Linked DNA regions of Homo sapiens: region 2 is linked to region 1. The links are chromatin loops, found by intact Hi-C in ENCODE. Cell type or tissue: adrenal gland. All regions are shown on one strand. Region 1 overlaps RNF150 (ring finger protein 150). Region 2 overlaps RNF150 (ring finger protein 150).

The links. Peaks named below come from ENCODE experiments on the same cell type or tissue, not always from the same donor. Only the 100,000 strongest peaks of a DNase experiment are listed, where the experiment ranks them.
Region 2: a loop joins it to region 1, with 2.6 times the contacts of the local background. A loop is called at or near these places in 9 of 110 quality-filtered maps.

What each region holds. Positions count from the first base shown.
Region 1 is chr4:141,123,480-141,125,979 of GRCh38, reverse strand. All of the region lies in intron 1 of RNF150 (ring finger protein 150), which reads left to right. Among named protein-coding and RNA genes, the nearest start is that of RNF150, 8.7 kb to the left of the region's middle. In adrenal gland, no CTCF peak of the experiment used is centred here; no DNase peak of the experiment used is centred here.
Region 2 is chr4:141,013,773-141,016,272 of GRCh38, reverse strand. The region is part of intron 1 of RNF150 (ring finger protein 150); the gene reads left to right. Among named protein-coding and RNA genes, the nearest start is that of RNF150, 120 kb to the left of the region's middle. In adrenal gland, no CTCF peak of the experiment used is centred here; no DNase peak of the experiment used is centred here.

The DNA of each region.
Region 1 (2,500 bases):
CATTCTTGGCAGTGTAGCTTAAGATGACCCGGGCAAGAAACTGTATGACTTGTTTATACATTTTAGGTCATAGAAGTACATATCTAGAGGATTGGGAAGGAAACTTACCTTCTGTCTTCTAATCTTTAATAAGAATTCAATCATCATCTCTCCTAGTGGCTGTGTCTTAAAAATCTCCTGGCTTCTCAAAAAGGAAGTAATTTTATAACCATGAAATCTGGAAAGGTCCAGAAAGAACCTGGAGCTTCTTATTTATAGCTCATTCTTCCAGTTTTCAGAAAACAGTGATTGTGCCTCTGATATGAAGTTAATTTGTTTAGAAAACCAGTCTCAACTTTTGAAAAGTTAACCGTTATTGTTGCTTAACCATTATTGTTGCATTTCTGGACATTAAGCATAGCATATAAAGAATTTAATATTTTGATAGCCCTGAAAGTCTTCAGTTTATCCCTAGAAGAAATATTTCATCTTTTATATACTGTAAGGAGCATTTTACTTGTTGCTGAGAGATTGAAGTGATGTTAGTGTTGTGTATTTGATAATGTAATTTGTCAGATGCTAAATTTAAATTGAAATTCAAATCCTATGCAGATTATCTTAGTTCTTGAGGGTTTTGGTGGTAATATAAAACCCAGAGAAACAAGGCAGCGTTGTGCTGTGTAATTCTTCTACTAAGTTGCAATTTACAATCGTTCTATTAAATAGAAACCTTGTCTACAGGTATAATATGACCTTTACTCTTGTTTTAAACTTTGAGGTATTCATTGCTAGGCTGTTTAATGTATGGTAGGATAAATGTGCTTTGTATATTGAAGCCAAAATATTAATGACCATGGTTAGATCTAGGTCTCAGTTTTCTATAATAAAAGAGGAAAATTAAATTTATTTTACCATTTCACATTTGTGGTTATAAATTGCTTTCTATAAGTAGTCTTCACTTTTTTACTTCGCCCATTCCATAATATATAGTGGTATTTAGAAAAAGATTTTCACTAAAAGTAAGTGTCGTTTGTCAGAGAATTTAAGCTTATGCATTGGCATGTTAGGCATTTTCATATTCAATTTGTGAACATATATTTCATAATAGAGATTTTAAAAATATTTTAGAAATAATTCTGTATTAAATGTTTGGTTTGTTCATGTGTTTTCTAGGCAGACAGATATGAGTACATATATTAGGTAAGAAGGATTATCAGGAAATGTTTTGTTTCTTAACCATTTCTGTCTGGAATCTCTGTTATAAATGGCTTTTTATGGGCAGATTCCACTTACACACTATTGAAAATGCAAAGATTGGAGGTTTTTTGGAGGGATTGTCAGGAGGCATACAAATGCTTGTTTCCCCCTTTTTCTCTTTTCTGTTCCCCACTATCTACAGCAAATATTCATCTGGACCATTCTGTAGCCATGCACTGATGAAACCCACATCAGAAATGTAACTCCAAATGACCCAAAGAATAGTGGATGAGGAAAGATGTTTTCCGCTTCATTTATCAGGAAGATGCATGGAATGTTCTTCCTCCCAGAAATCCACAGAGCTGGCTGCCTCTTCAGTTCTCTTTACTAATGTGATCTTATCAGGAAGGCACTCCCAAGCTACTCTTCCCTGAACTAGTGGCAGCCTCCTCCTGCTGGTCCCCAGCACACCCCTGCTGCATGTTACCCACCATTAACATGTTTATTGTCTTCTCCCACCACAATGTAAGGGCCAGGTGAGGTGTCAGAGCCCTGGCATCAGAAAGTAGTAGACTTGTGGGGAGTAAGAATAATTTACTGACAACAGTATAGGTTTGAAAGAAAAGTTTTATTAGATAGAAAGTACTCTGCATAAGCAGCAGAAGAGTGCAGTGGGGCGCCTCAGCAAGAGAGGGCTGAGCACACCACAGTGGATTTTTCCTTCGGGGTATTCATGGACCTTAAAGCAGGAGCTGAAGGGTAATTTGGTCCATATTAGCCATGTAGGTCCTGACAAATATTGCAGCACTATTCACAATAGCAAAGACTTGGAACCAACCCAAATATCCATCAATGATAGACTGGATTAAGAAAATGTGGCACATACACACCATGGAATACTATGCAGCCATAAAAAAGGATGAGTTCTTGTCCTTTGTAGGGACATGGATGAAGCTGGAAACCATCATTCTGAGAAAACTATCTCAAGGACAGAAAACCAAACACCACATGTTCTCACTCATAGGTGGGAATTGAACAATGAGAACACTTGGACATAGGGTGGGGAACACCACACACCAGGGCCTGTTGTGGGGTTGGGCGGTGGGGGAGGGATAGCATTAGGAGATATACCTAATGTAAATGATGAGTTAATGGGTGCAACACACCAACATGGCACATGTATACATATGTAACAAACCTGTACGTTGTGCACATGTACCCTAGAACTTAAAGTATAATAAAAAAAATAAAATGATTACATTTGTAGACATTTGGTGCCTTGATGTCAGCAAGGGTTGCACAATGAGGTTCTATATGCATGCAT
Region 2 (2,500 bases), 110 kb after region 1:
TGGTCCAGAGTCCAGTCCTGTCTGCCTCCTACCTGATTTTCACCTTTGAGAAATCTGTTGTTTTCAATGGTGAGAGCAGGAAACACAACGTTAAGGGCTGAGTAAACAGCAGGTATTGTCAGGGACGGACGCAGTAAAAAGAAATGGACTAAAGGGATAAGAAGGTCATTAGAAGGTGGTTTTACAATGGGGAGAGATTGAAAACAGAAGAAACCAGTGGAGAGGTCACATAACAACATTGGAAGCAAGGAGAGTGGAATTTAGAATTCAGGACGTGGAGAGTGTTATCAGCAATATGGCAGAATAGGAGTTCCTTGGTTTCACACACCCCACCCCCCAAAATGTAACTAGCAATGATCCGCAGGCAAAAAATACTATCCTGAATATCCCAGAACTCTGGAGTGAGGCTGAGATACTTCCTTGGACTGCACAATAACCAAGAAAAACCACAATCGAACAGTAAGAGAAACAGTTCTTTGACCATGTCATCCTTCTAATATGCTAGCCAGAGCAATTAGGTAAGAGAAAAAAGTAAAATGCATCCTAATAGGAAAAGAAGAAGGAAAATTGTCTCTATTTGCTGATGACATGATCTTATATATAGAAAACCCTAAAGACTCCATGAAAAATTGTTAGGACTGATAAATGAATTCAGTAAAATTACAGGACACAAAATCAGCACCCAAAAATCAGCATCATTTCTATAGACTAACAGCAAACTATCTGAAAAAGAAATTAAGAAAATAATCCCATTTACAATAGCAAAAAAATTAAATACATAAGTATAAATTTAACCAAGAAGATAAAATACTTGTTTTCTGAAAGCTATAAAACACTGATGAAATAAATTGAAGAAAACACAAATAAATGGAAAGATATCCCGTGTTTATAGATTGGAAGAATAAATGTTGAACAGGTGTTCATACTACCCAAAGCAATCTACAGCTTAAATTCATATGGAATCATAAAAGATACCAAATAGCCAAAACAGTCTTGAGCAAAATGAAAAAGTCTGGAAGCATCATGCCCCCTGATTTAAAAACATTATGAAGCAATTATAATCAAACTGCACGATACTAGCATAAAAGCAGACACATCAATCAATAGGAGAGGATAGAAAACGAAGAAATAAACCCACACCTTTATAGTCACCTTATTTATGACAAAGGTGAGGAACACAAAATAGGGAAAGGACAATCTCTTCAATAAATGGTGTTGAGAATACCAGATATCCACACGCAGAAGAATGAAAATTGACGCTTATCTTATGCCATGTCAAAAAAATCAGCTAAAAACAGATTAAGAACTTAAATATAAAACCTGAAACTGTAAAATACTAGAAAAAAAAACATAGGGGAAAAGCCCATGACATTGGTCTAGGCAATGATTTTTGGATATGATCCTGAAAGCACAGGCAACAAAGGCAAAATTAGACCAGTGGGATGGCATCAAACTGGAAAGCTTCTGGACAGGAAACAACAAAGTAAAGGAACAACCTACAGAAAATATTTACAAACTGTACATCTGATAAGGGGCTAATATCCAGAAGATATAAGGAATTCAAACAACTCAATAGCAAGAAAACAACCTGATTTTAAAGTGGGCAAAGGACCTGAATGGACATTTCTCAAAAGAAGAGTTGCAAATGTGGCCAATTGGTACCTGAAAAATGCTCAGTTTCACTGATCATTAGGAAAATGCAAATTAAAACTGCAATGAGGTATTACCTCACACCTGTTAAAATTGCTTTTATCAAAAAGGTGAAAGATAACGTGTTGGAGAGAATCTGGAGAAAAAGAACTTTTATACATTATTGGTGGGAATGTAAATTATTATAGCCATTATGGAAAGCGGTGTGGAGGTTCCTCAAAAAACTAAAACTATAACCACTATGTGACTCGGTAACCCCACTTACAGGAATATATCCAGAGGAACGGAAATAAGTATGTGGAAGGAATATCTGCACTCCTATGTTCATCGCAGCCTTATTCACAAATAGTCAAGATATGAAAACAATCTAAGTGTCCACCAGCTGTTGAATGGATAAAGAAAATATTGCATATATGTACATAATGGCATACTTTTCAGCATTAAAGGGGGAGTGGGAATCCTGTTACTTGCAACAATGTAGATTAATCCAGAGAACGTGATGCTAAGTGAAATAAGCCAGGCACGGAAAGACAGATACCATATGATCTTACTTATATGTGGAATCTAATAAAGTTGAACTCATAGGAAGAGAGAATAAAACAATGGTTACCAGTGGCTGGGCTGGGGGCTCAGGGGAGGGAGGGAATGGGGAGTTGTTGATCAAAGGGTACAAAGGTTTAGTTAGACATAAGGAATGGGTTTTGAGATGTATTGCACAGCACAGTGACTATAGTCATTAATAATGTCTTATATATTTTAAAATAACAGTAAGTTTCAGATGTTTCACCACAAAAAAAGATAAGTAAGCAAGTTAATGGATATGTTCAATAGCTTGATTTAATCATGCCAC